2 separate regions of the Homo sapiens genome follow, and region 2 is linked to region 1. The links are chromatin contacts, found by Hi-C or POLR2A ChIA-PET in ENCODE. All regions are on one chromosome and are shown on one strand. Each heading gives the region's core, a stretch centred on a gene start or an enhancer-like site at or near the end of the contact. The rest is flanking DNA. Distances are from core to core; before and after follow the strand shown.

Region 1 (7,179 bases), core at 3,728-6,227:
AAACTTTCCTAGGTGACTCTGAGACATATGCAGGTGTGGGAAACCCTTACACTTAGCTCTGAGTTCCTTATTTGTTACACTTTTTTTTTGTCTTTTTTTTTCCTTTTTGTGGAGAACGGGGTCTTGCGACATTGCCCAGGCAGGTCTCAAACTCTTGGGCTCAAGCTATTCTCCCACCTCTGCCTTTCTAAAAGCTGGGATTACAGGCGTGAGCCACCGCGCCTGGCCCGAGTTCCTTATTTGTCTAGGTATCTGTAGGACCTAGATCAGTGTGGGAATGAATGAATGAATGAATGAACAGACAAATACATGTTTGAGGCATGTTTGGAAGCTTGCATGTGGCTGTGGTCAGCAGTAGAGGCTTAGAGGACTGGTAAAGCAGTGTGGCCCAGAGTTGCTGGGCTTACTAATACCACACGATGGGTACACAGGATGGGGGCAGGATGTGGGTCCCGAAGCCAGCAGGCCTGGGCCATCTTGCCAGTAGAGTCAGATGAGCTCAGTGTATGTGGAGTGCTGATGACTCAGAGGAAAGTGGAGTTCACAGTCCACAGCCATCTCGGAACATCTCAGAACGTCCCACAGCCCATCTGTGCCAGGTCACCCAGAGATGGAGGTGGACAGACAGTGTGGGATGGCCCTGCACCCTGAAACTCCCAGGCACTACCTTGCATTGTCAGTTTCTAATTTTACACACACTGGGGAGAGGTCTGCTGTGGGCCAGGCTGGCCACCAGCGCTGGGTAAGTAGGGACTGGCCTAGCCACAGGCCTCAAGGATGCCGAAGTCTGGTGGGGGAGACAAGCATGGAGAGAGACAGAGATGGCAGAGGCCAGGACAGGAAGCCTCTGGGCATCCTGGCTGAGGACAGGGTGGCACACCCAGAGGAGAGTGAATCGTGGAAATGCCGAAAGCTAAAGAGAAGGTAGGAACCCTAGGGCTGGGGTAAAAATGTATAGGGTTCAGTTGGAGAGTGATGTGGAAGGATTCCCACACTGAGATTTCAGTGCAGTTTCAACCACTTCCTAGCTATGTGACCTCAGACTTGACCTCCCAGAGCCGCAGTTTCCTATCCCATAAAATAAGAATGATAATAATTCCTACCTCTCAAGATTATTGTGTTGACAACACAAGAAATCAGGTGTGAGAACATGAGCACACAATACGTACTCAATAAAATGGAACAACAACAACCACTCACTGAGCCCTTTTCATACACTTCTCATATGTATAACACAACCTGAAGGAACTGTCTGTCCTTAGCCCCAGCTTTCAGATAAGGAAACAGAGAAGAGAAGGAGATAAATGGTGAAGCCAGAACATGAACCCAGGTCTGTCGCATGCCGGAGGCTTCACTGTAATACTAAGCCATAAGCAAATATATTTTTGAAAGAGAGGATGTTCAAAAATCATAGTATCTCTGATTATCATGATAATCAAAAGTAGCAGCTTATTGGAATTTCATTCAGGATTAGAAAAATTGGTCTGTATCCAGAGGATACTACTAATCTCTTCCTTGTATTGAGGACTTACTGGGTGCAAGGCACTGTACCAAGCACTGTTAGAACACCACACAAAACACCTTGGTTTATTATTTTATAGATATACCAAGAGGGACTTGAAAAGATTAAGTGCCTCCCTAAGGGCATTCGGTAAGTGAAAATGGCTAAGCCAAGATTTGGACGGAAGGCTCCTAGTCCTTGTTGCCTTGTTCCAGTCCAGTCCTGCTGTACTGCAGATTCCCACCAGAGATCACAGAGCAGAACATGCAAAAGGTAAGACTCCTGGGACACATGAGGTATTTCCCAGATGATATCCTCACTGGGACTGGTATCAGACTTGGTGGAGGTGAGAAGGAAGAAAAAGAAAGGGAACAGAGACAGAGTCCAACCCCAGGGTGAGCCGCTGTCCTTTCTACAGGCCACCAAGAAACTCCTGCTGCCCTGATTGACCTCTGTTAGAGCTTCAGGGACAGGGTGTAGGAAGACACCTTCCTACATGGAAGCAGCAATTAGAGGGACTCTAGAAATCTCATTTCACCGCAGGTGTCCATCCCTTTCTGGTGGCATTGATAACTTTGTGATGGCCCCATCTGCTTTGGATGGCTTCTCCATAAACTCCAGGCACGTCAGATTTCTTTTGTCTGTATGGGTGAAAGGCCATTTGTTGTTGTTTGCTGGTTGGCTGGTTTGGTTTCTTTTTTGAGATGGAGTCTTGCTCTGTCGCCCAGGCTGGAGTGGAGTGCAGTAGCATGATCTCAGCTCACTGCAAGCTCCACATCCCAGGTTCACACGATTCTCCTGCCTCAGCCTCCTGAGTAGCTGGGACTACAGGTGCCCGCCACCAAGCCTGACTAATTTTTTTTTTTTTTGTATTTTTAGTAGAGACAGGGTTTTACCGTGTTAGCCAGGATGGTCTCAATCTCCTGACCTCATGATCCACCCACCTCAGCCTCCCAAAGTGCTGGGATTACAGGTGTGAGCCACCGCGCCTGGCCAGTTTGGTTTCTTTTGTCAACTAAAAATGAAATGCAGGCCTTCTAAACTGACGCTGGATGTGGAAGCCCACTGACAGGTGGGTTCCTTCCCTCTCCCCATCTAAAACCTCCCATCCATCCATGATGCCTGTCCTTCCAACCTCATGAGGTGGCTTTGGAGAAGAAATGAGGTCATTTAAAGCATTACAACAAAACAAGGGAGTTTTTGTTTGGTTTGGGATTTGGTTGGTTTTTCCCTTGTTTTAAGTCATGACACTGAGCAGTATTGCCTCTCTTTCAATGGGTAAGGTAAGCACTTAATTCTGTAGTTCTAACTGAGGAATATGAAGGCCTGAGCTGGGATGTTGCTGAGCATGTGTGTCTCACATGTATGTGTGTGCACGTGCACACACACACACACTCTTACACAATTAGCCAGACAGACTTCCAACATGCCCCTCCATCATCACCCAGGTAAGACAAGTGAAGGGAGAATTCAGAGACAAGAGATTTTCCTTGCTCTTGTGACCCTATTGGCAGAAACACTGGAGGCCTAGACATTTCCACAGCTCCAGTGGTCCCACTGCTTGAGGTGAAAGTAGGAGAGAAGAGGAGAGGAGATTTGGCCTTCACCTCCCATGCCCCTGGGAAGTAGGGCAGTCAGAGGCAGCTCATCTGGAAACTGAGCCTTTGTGAAGTCCAGCTACAGCCTTGGAGATGCTGGTGGAACATACCCACAGCCATGCTCTGATTCTTCACAGCTGCCACAGCTAACCATTGCTTTTGCTCAGTGAAGACCTCACATGGAGAAGGAGCAGAATGTCAAGCCTCAAGTGTTTGTTTCTTTTTTTTTTTTTTTGAGACAGAGTCTCGCTCTGTCGCCCAGGCTGGAGTGCAGTGGAGCGATCTCAGCTCACTGCAACCTCTGCCTCCGGGGTTCACGCCATTCTCCTGTCTCAGCCTCCCGAGTAGCTGGGATTACAGGCACCCACCACCATGCCTGGCCAATTTTTGTATAGTAGAGATGGGGTTTCACCATGTTGGCCAAGCTGGTCTTAAAATCCTGACCTCAGGTGATCCGCCCACCTTGGCCTCCCAAAGTGCTCAGATTACAGGCGTGAGCTACCATGCCCAGCCTGTTTCGATGTTTTTTATAGATTCCCCCCGCCACACCCACAAGCTGCCATTGCCTTTAGGTAGGACAAATGTCCTCTCTTCTCACTTATCTTAGACAATTCCTTAAATCCATCCCTCTACTTTGACTAAAATATAAGCTAAGTCTGGAAAAGCTCAGGCCAGGAAGCTGTGTAAGTGATATCATAAATGTTCTACTCATGGATATAAATGTCTTAGGGCTTTGTCCCCTTCCAGCAAAAGTCAGGCCATTCTGTGGAAAGAAAGGTTAAATGAAGTGAAAATTAGTGACTAAAATGTTCCTCTTTCTTTAGTGAGAAAAAGCAAATCTGCATTTAGCAGCTTTTCTGCTGTCCCAACTCCAGGTATTTAACTGGAGCTAACCACTTTTGAAGTGAAGAGAAAAAGGGAGAGAAGTGAACCCAAGGATGGGAAAGGAGACAGGGCGAGACACCAGAAGGATGGCTGAGCCTGTTATGCCCAAAGCACCCTCATTCTAGAGCTGCATCTACGGGACTGGTAGTTCTCCTTAAGAGAGAGAGAACCACCGTTGAATTATTTGTAGGGACAGGGCAGAGATCACCCACTCCCACCACATCCACACAAGGGGGAGAAAGTCCCAATGTCTGAAAAACAAAAACTTATAAATAGGGAAGTGTCTGAGGCTAAGAAAACCAGCAGACACCTGACAATTTTCCTTACGCAAATCTCAACTAGTATACCAAAACAAGTGACTAAAGCTGGCATCACTTATGAAGAAGTTGACCTCTGTTTTCTACAGTCAGATGACTAGAGTCAGAGTCTTAAAAAACAGGAAGTGCCAGATGTAGTATCAAATGACCCAGACAGTGAAAAGTAAGGCAGAAAACTAAATTGGAAGACAGGAAGTCACAATCACACCACAAACAATACAGATATTTGTCTGAGATATGCTTGGCGGGGTGCCTTATCACGGCCAGAAAATGGAGGAGCACGGCCGAGATGTTTAGCAGAGGCCAGGCCACCAGCAAGGGCCAAACTGACACCCTCCTGGAAACCTCTTCTCTGCAGCTGAGAAAAACTTCAGGGCTTATATTGCTGGATGAAAGTGCCATTTGCAGGCTTAAGGCCAAATACCATTACTAAGCCCTGGGATTTAGCTCCTGAAAGAAAATCTCTGGCCCTCCCCCACCCCACCTCCTCCTTGCCCATCGTAAGAGTAGTGGCCCTCTAGTGTTTCTGGCAATGATTCCTCCTCCAGGTAACAGCATGTTCACCTTGCCCACCCCTCCCCTACTCTCAGTCTCCACTCAGCTGATTTGAGTTGGCCCATGATGCTGACAGCAAACCCCTGGTCATACTGACTGATTCAGGAGTTACCCTTTTGGAGCCCACAAACATGACTCCTGAGATTCTGCTGGAACTATTGGGAAATATAAGCTGTTCATCAACTGGAATTACTAATCTGGTAGCACAAAATCTTAACAGCTGCCAGAAGCTACCATGTGGACAGAACCTGCTGGGGAATTAAAACCAACACAAAGGAAAGCAGCACAATTAACACAGAGAAAAAAAAGAGACTTTGTCTTTAGGATTTGATTCCAAACTCCTGGATCCATCTTTACCTGAAGCTAGGCCACACTGCTGGATGTTTCAGCAGTGAGTCCAATCATCTCTTCTGATGGTTTCAGCTGGGAATCTGTTCAAAGAGTTATAATACAGTAAGCAAAGGGTCTAGTTTCTGGTCTTTATGAGGTATTCAGCAGGACCCTCTCTCCTCTTCATTTGTACTGATTGTCTGCAACTATATTCACCATGAGCCTTAAGCGAAACTTCTTTGTCTCTCTGAATCTTTTCTCCTCTGGGATAAAGAGGTTCAACCAGAACAGGACTCTAAGGTCCTATGCTGAAATGATGATTCCAGAACTTCGTGATATTCTCCTGAAATGTTTCAGATCCATTAAAGCTCAGAATACACTCAACTTTACATTCCAGTGAATGATTTCTATACCTTTTCTATATAGCCCAGAGGGTCAGTATTTGCCTGGACACTTTTTCAATATTACAGAAAACAAGTAAGAAAAATATAAGTTATCTGGAAAATATTGGTTGAGGAAAGTTCTTCAACTAAACATTACCTATGACTCTCTTCTCTAAAATCGAGGTGGCCAAAAGCCACAGGTATCGGAGATGTAAAAGTACTGCCCGTTTCTGCCACCCAAGATTTCTGTGGTCCCTGGGTAGGTGGTAGACTGCTAGTACCACAGACAATATGTGAAGGCACAGTCCTCAGGAAAATACAAGTTCCTTTAAAAAAATTTTTTTGAGACTGTGTCTTGCTCTGTCACCCAGGCTGGAGTGCAGTGGTGGGATCACAGCACTGCAACCTCAAAGTTCCTAAATTTAATTGTACACCTTTTTGATGAACTTTTTATTATCCAAAATTATTTAGGCTGTAAGTGACAAAAACACCAGCTCAAAATGGTTCAGACAAAAAAGCTTATTAATTTGGCTTGTGTAATTTTTTAAACGATCCACATTCAGGTACCCAGGTGCTCAAACACTGTCTTCAGGAACATGTCTCTCTCCCTCTGCCTCTTGGTTTTACTTTATTCTCTGGGCAAGCTCTTCTTATTTATTCATGTAGATAATCTACCAGCAGCTCCAACTTTATACCCTACCAAGTTAGCAGCCCCAGAGGAAAGCAAGCACCTCTTTGTCAATAGTTACATAAAAAACCCCAGAGCTAATACCCATCGGTCCAGCTTGACTTATATGTGTCCATCTCTGAAACAAGCACTATGATGCCAACTGGCCGGACCTAGGTCACACACATATGCCAGTACTCCAGAGGGTGGGGTCAGCTCTATCTGGCCCACACATTGGCTAAGGCTGAGGAAGGGATGCTGACCCCAAGGAAAACTAGAATGCTGCTTCTAAAGGAAGGGGAAATGGATGTGTGGCAGGGAAAAAACAAACACTGCACAGCTCTTGAGCCAAATACAAAAGGCCCAGCCTGGGGTGCAGTATGTTTCCTTCTAAATGGAGGCATCATTCTTTTCTCAAATGGGAGTAAAAAGCCCTATAGAGGGGTAGTGAAGAAGACACAGGAGGTCAGCTCCGTGGGCTGGAATTGAGGGTCAACACAGGCATTTGTCCCATGTGAAACAGCAACCAGTGCTTTGCAGGGCTGTGGAAAAGTTTCATTATTATGTATGAGAAGAACCTAGGAGGCATCTGATGTTGTCAAGGCTGTGCCCTGAGATGTGTTTGATGCCTTCCCTCTGCTCATTCAGGCCCCCATCTGCCTGGACCATTAGGCACTGCCACCATCATCTATGTGGTTAGACAGCACACATAGACCAGGGCCAGCCACTGCAGAGGTAACCGGCACTACCAGGCATCTCACAAGAGCATTGGCATTGAATGGCCTCTCTTTCTATCATGACCAGCTCAATTCCACTGATATTCCAGCTGGATCATGGCAAAGGCCTATTGACGAAAAACAATAGGGCTAGATCAAGGCTCTGGTGCACCTGAGTCACTGTGAGTCATATCCCCTGGAGGACCTTCTCAGCTCACCATTGTCAT
Region 2 (6,458 bases), core at 1,071-3,570, 210 kb after region 1:
GCGTATACCCATGATATTATCATCAAAACCAAAGCATGTAATATTTCCATCATCTCCAAAAATTTCCTTGTGTTTATTTGTTATTATTATTATTTTGTAAGAACACTTGCAATGAGATCTGTCCTATTAACATATTTTAAAGTGCACAATATAGTGTTGTTAGCTATAGTTACTAAATTGTATAGCAGGTCTCTAGATCTTAATCATCATCCGTTCTTAATAACTGGTAGTGCCCAGCCTAAGATATAATGTTTAAGAGCTCAATTTGAAGGAAAGCAAGGAGTAGGTCTCATATCATACTATTTTTGGACAAACATAAAGGAAAGTTTGTATTCACACAACTAGTAAAATCTGGAAAAGAATATAGATCCTGGTTTGTAAATCAAAGTCTTGTGTATGCTGTTTGGCATAGATGTTAGCCGGAAGTGTGTGTGTGTGTGTGTGTGTGTTTGTGTGTGTTTGTGTGTGTCTGTGTGTGTGTGTGTGTGCGCGCGCGCACGTGCAGTTAAAAATAAGCTGGCCGACAATTTTCTAGTTTCCTATTGGAGCAAAAAGTTTAATTCTTTGTTCCAGTGTTCCCATCCTGGTTCATTGTGAGCTGAAACTGTTCGCCTAACCCTCAGGGTCAAAGAGTTCTGTGTAATTGGAATGCTATTTTGTTTTCAGGCTGTTTGATGTTAATGGCTTGATTACCAATACAGTGGTGTAGCAAGGAGTTTCATTTTGGGAGGTCTTAGTACCATATGTCAACAAATAACAAGAAAAACATTCCTTCATGTCTCCAAAACACACACACACACACACACACACCCCAAATCCTGATTTACTCCCCCAACAACAAATCTCTTTCTAAACATTCCATCTAAAAAGCTTTCCAATTAAATACTTTTTTAAAACCAGCTTTTTATTTTGGAATAACCTTAGATGAACAGGAAGTTGCAAGGAGAGTACAGAGAGTTTTTGTATACCCTTCATCAATTTCTCCTAATGTTAACATTTAACATAACTTTGGTTCATTTGTTCAAACCAGGGAATAACAAACTGTAGCAGCCTGTAGGCCAAATCCAGCCCACTGTCTGTTTTTGTAGGGCCTGAGAGCAAAGAGTATTAAATGTTTAATGGTTAAACAATCAAAAGAAGACTAATACTTCATGGCATGTAAAATTTATATGAAACTGAAATTTCAGTGCTCATAAATAAAATTTTAGCCAAACAAGTTGGTTCACACCTGTAATCCCATCACTTTGGGAGGCTGAGGCAGGAGGATCACTTGAGGCCAGGAGTTTGAGACCAGCCTGGGCAACATAGTGAGACTCTATCTTTACCAAAAAAAAAATTTTTTTAATTAGCCAGGCAGTGAAGTGTGCCTGTAGTCCTACCTATTTTGGAGGCTGAGGCAGGAGGATTGCTGGCACCCAGGAGTTCAAGACTGCAGTGAGCTCTGCCATTGCACTCCAGCCTGGGCAACAGGCTGGGCAACAGAGCAAGACTCTGTCTCAAAAAAATAATAATGATAAATTTAAAAATAAACTTTTACTAAAATAGAGCCATGCTCATTCCTTTATATATTTGTCTGGTTGCTTTAGCTCTACAGTGACCGAGTTGAGTAGTGGCACACAGACCATCTGGACCACAAGCCCCAGAGTATCTCCTCTGCTCCTTTACAGAAAAAGCTTGCTGACTCGGGGTCTAAACTAAGAAATTAATGTTGTTACATTACTATTAACCAAAGGACAGGCTTTATAGCACCAATGTTTCCAATTTCACGATGCAATCCAGGAACCACACTACATTTAACAAATGTATTTTCGTATGGTGAGCCTCCATCTATTTATCCACCAGGTGCATGGTAGGTTCTACTTTGGAAAATTTTCCTGACTCACAAATGAATTTCAGCTGGACACTTAAACAAGGTTTGTTTTTGTTGTTTGTCTGGGGTTATTTATGTCTTTCACACAATAGGCAGACAATGGAATACAACATCTGGGCTAGGAATGCTGTGCGAACTTGAAGATGGAGGAAGAGCTGTATTTGTTCAAGCAGTTCACGCGCTGGGCTAAGATAGAGCACCAATTCAGGGCCTTGAGAAAAGGGGGTTCCCAATGTCCCCCCTCGCACGGTGTGAGGCCTTCTCCTGATCCCACGCAATCCCTGCCTCAGCTCCCTGTCCTTTGTTTCCTGTTCCCCGGGACCGGCCTGTGAACCACGCGGCTATGCCTTTCAACCCGGCTGCGGCGGCTTTCAGTGCGCTCTGCAGGCGCGATCGGGCGGCGTCCAGTTGCCGGGCAACGGCCTGACAGGCAGCTCACGTTGCCGCCAGGGCCAAGACATCCGCACCAGCCAGTCTGCACCGCGAGCCTGTGGCCTGATTTCTCCCCCTCCATTGTTGTCGCTAATACAAAAGGCTACAACTCCAGTGTGGTCACTGGGCCTGCATTGAATTACACGCCAGGCCATTCTTCGGGCCGGAGCCTTTGTAGGCTGGGATGCGTTTCCTCCCAGGGCCAGAACTCTGGGCCTCGCCAGCCTTTACGAGTTGTCTGCCTCCCTCCGCCACTTCCACCCACCTACCGCCTTTGTTCCTTTCAGCTGGCAGCCAGGCCCTCGCTTGCCTTTTGGTTGGTATGAGATCACTGGCGGCGGGCTTGAGCAGTCCTTCCCACCCGCTCCCCTCACTCTCAATTAAGCACTGCGCGTAAAATCCCAGGCCTATTCAGTCATCTCTTCTTATCTCTTTCTCAACCATCCCCCCAACACCCATCCCTCTCTCTCAAGTTTCTAAGGCTGCCGTTGCTAGGGAACTCAAACCTGAGGGCTGAAGGGAGGTTTTCTAAGGTGTCTGCCAAACTCCCAAAACTCAGAGGGCGGAGGCAGCACAAAGTCTTTGGGATTCCCCAAACGCTGAAGAGAGTTACATGTAACTCACCACCCTCTACCCCATATCCTTGTGTTCAGCATCATGTTTGGATTCCGGGAAATTCAGTGGTGAAGTGGGAAAAGAGATTTCAAATCACACTAAGAAGCAATTTCTCCTAATGTAAAAGCTGGAAGGGGTCTCCTCTCAAAGGAAAAACATCCCAAGGTATGAGTTTATTTTTCTTCAACAGTGTAACATGGACAAAGAGTGTTCTTACATCAGCTATTTGATAGAAATCCTTACTTAATGAGGGAGGAATGCGTGACGATAACAATATGCTATCTGGCTTTTTAAATACCAATACCAGGCTTTACATGGTGGCTCATGCCTGTAATCCCAGCACTTTGAGAGGCCCAGGTGGGAAGATTGCTTGAGTCTAGGAGTTCGAGACCAGCCTGGGCAACAAAGTGAGACCCCTGTGTCTACAAAAAATAAAAATAAAATTAGCCAGTTATGGTGGCCTGAGCCTGTAGTCCCAGCCACTATAGAGGCTGAGGCGGGAGGATGGCTTGAGCCCAGGAGTTTGAGGCTGCAGTGAGCCTTGATCTCTGCAGTGAGCCGTGATCATGCACTCTAGCCTAGGTGACAGAATAAGACCTTCTCTAAAAAAATAAATAAATACTATTACCATTGTGAAATGCCTCCTCAGCTGGGGTCCCCAAGTGTGGGCTCCACTCACAGCGCCATCCGCAGGCCGGAGCAGGAGTGCATGCTGGCTACAACCAGTGTGGGAATCCAGGTCTACCTTGCTCCTGCAGCCTTCTGCCATCTCTTTGTGTTTCTCCGATTATTCCCTCTACCCTCTGTGTAATATTCTGTTAAAACCTAGGCATAAGGCTGGGCATGGTGGCTCACACCTGTAATTCCAGCACTTTGGGAGGCTGAGGCAGGTGGATCACCTAAAGTCAGGAGTTCGAGATCAATCTGGCCAACATGGCAAAACCCTGTCACTACTAAAAATACAAAAATTAGCCAGGCGTGATGGTGGGCGGCTGTAATCCCAGCTACTTGGAGGCGGAGGTGGGAGAATTGCTTGAACCCGGGAGGCAGAGGTTGCAGTGAACCGAGATCATGCCACTGCACTCCAGCCTGGGTAACAGAGCAAGACTGTAAAAAAAAAAAAACACCTAGTCACAATGAAGTAAGGTAGGCCATGAGAGGGATTCAAACCATACATTGTAACTTATTCTTAATACACAATTCATATTATGAGGGTGGCAGGGAGAAAGTCAAAGCCTGTATACGTTTCCTCTATTTTAACTTTTTCAGTTGGTCAAGGCTAAACTCCAGTTACCATAAATTCAGTCAAGCAGGGGTGATGTGCAAGTATTTGTCAACCAACGTGGCACAAGCACTGACCTATCAGAACAGATGCCTTACGGAGGGGCCTGGACCCTGGCTGGTAGCCAGCATGAGCACAACCCAGATGAACAACACTCCTGATACCCACTGAGATCACAGCCCCATACTAGGCAATTGCTGGGCTTCAAAGGGAAGCCCAACAGGCAACACATTGTCTTCTCCTCAAGATATTTACCTTTTGGTTAAAAAATAACTAAAACTAGCATACATGAAATGATACCAAATATTAGAAGAAAATAAAATTTACTTCATAGCTTGGCATTTTCTCATTAATAATAATAGCTAAACTTTCACAACAACCCTAAGAAATTATTAGTATTATTATTACCCCCAATTTACGTATATGGAAACTGAATCACTACAGACTTCTTCCCCCAGCTTTGGTATATGTAGGATAGAAGGAAAAAGAAGAGGAAGACACTTATTAACCGCTGTGGTGTTTCAGGTGCAGTTCCAGGCAAGATGGGCCATGTCTGCAAATGACCACATTGTAGAAACATAGATTTAGCAGGTATGTGTAGGACAAATAGGAGGAAGAAAAGCTGTGATCAAGAGCACTAATTAGGAGATGATTGGAAGAGTCTAGATCAAAAAGTATAGGAAGGAAACTAAGGGAATCATAGTAAACTAGTTTCAGTTATCTAGCAAACTCAGGGCAGCAAAAACAGAATGCTTTGAGGGAAAAGAGAAAAGAATGTCAGGGCTATAGGGGATCCCTGGGAGGAGGGACTCCAAGCCTCAACCACAGAGTGGCAGTTGGGTAATAAGGCCTTCCTTCAAGACAAGCAGATGAAGAAAGGAAAGAAGTGATGTAAGAGGCACTTGGGAAAGAATCTTAGCCACTGATTTGTGAGGGGGATGAGACAGAAGAGTAAAAGTGGTGGAGGTTTTAAACATGCAGAAGTTTGTTATAATAAACAGCTAAAGCGCCTAACTCATCTCTGAGTAGCTTACCAGCAGAAAAACTGAACTAATGAATAAATATTAAATTACTTTATGTTATGCAAAACAGTGCTAGGCACACAATAGTAGCTAATTGAGTATTTATTAATTGCTTAAATAAATTGAGGAACAAAGATATGTGCCAATCCTAAACTTTTCTTCAAATTGATGTGCTTTCAGCTTCTGCCCTGGGTGCAAGGCATGGAGGTACAATAGAAAGAAGCAGAAGACTTTGGTTTGTATCCTGGTTCTGGCTGTAACTTGTAGGTCACACCTTAAGGTCATTTCATTCCTCTGTTCTTGGGTGTCCTTGCCTGTCGAATGCTGGGGCTGGACTAAATAAACTATGAAAATCCGAATTTTACAAACATATATCCACCCAAAGTACTTGAAGAAAAATGAAGCATTTTGCACTGAACAGAGCTTGGCAATTTTCTCCAAAGGCAATAGAAATGCATCTGACTAAATGGTGAAGGAGATGATCATAAGCTCTTTTCCTATAAGAATCCTGGCAATTTTCACACTCTCGGAGGGACTTTCCCATCAATTTTGATTCCCATGATTTCACACTCATGGAAATTTCCTCAGAGAAGCAGTTTCTTTGGCAACTTCATGCTCATGATCATCATAGCATCAATAGGAGTGACGCAGACATGTCAGCAGGAGAATAGGCCTCTTCTGAGCAGTGGGAAAAGGCGCTGTCTCCTTTTGTTACCAAAAAAATAAATACACAAGACACAAAAGATTTTTACCACACTTGTCACATACAGTGAAATAAGCGGAAGATAAAGCTAAAATAATCTCCATAAAACAAAGGCTTTGTGTGTGTTTCAAAGACATTTTATGTTGCATAACATGGAATTAACTCTAGCTCTTTGAGCATTACATATATATATGAGCATTACATATATATATATAATGCTCATATATGAGCATTATATATATATATGTGTGTGCGTGTGTGTATAATGCTCAAAGAGCTGGAGCTAATATATTCTGAAATGCAAGTATATTGAATTCTTCCTTATGCTTCCCCTCCCAGGAAAACAGGATGCCACTTAAAAAAAAAAAAAGACTGAAAAGAAACATTGTTTGGGGAGAGCTTATCTATAAACAATGAGTTGTCCTCAACAATAAACAGTTCCACCAAGTGGTACCCGTGGTCACATTCACTATGCCTTGGTTTGGTATATGTTGTACTAAAATCTTGACTTAGCTTTGATTTACTATTGTCTGT

Evidence for each region. Hi-C counts contacts between places; a loop is a spot of excess contacts on that map. ChIA-PET counts read pairs that join two places held with the same protein, here RNA polymerase II (POLR2A). Pooled maps may share reads with other maps.
Region 2: a pooled map shows a loop between it and region 1 (2.1-fold over the local background). The contact joins two enhancer-like sites. A Hi-C loop is called at or near these places in 2 of 168 maps with a recorded cell type or tissue (endothelial cell of umbilical vein and gastrocnemius medialis) and 3 of 50 pooled maps. POLR2A ChIA-PET finds 5 or more read pairs at or near these places in 1 of 52 experiments (GM12878).

The regions. Positions count from the first base shown.
Region 1 is chr2:136,236,194-136,243,372 of GRCh38, reverse strand. No RefSeq gene overlaps it. Among named protein-coding and RNA genes, the nearest start is that of CXCR4, 120 kb to the right of the region's middle. RefSeq lists a silencer at 920-1,214 and enhancers at 4,135-4,204, 6,837-7,179, 6,434-7,179. Within about 2 kb of position 4,977, at least 17 of the 41 ENCODE cell types and tissues checked have a DNase peak (open chromatin) inside an H3K27ac peak, as active enhancers do.
Region 2 is chr2:136,021,538-136,027,995 of GRCh38, reverse strand. No RefSeq gene overlaps it. Among named protein-coding and RNA genes, the nearest start is that of DARS1, 39 kb to the right of the region's middle. Within about 2 kb of position 2,320, at least 3 of the 41 ENCODE cell types and tissues checked have a DNase peak (open chromatin) inside an H3K27ac peak, as active enhancers do.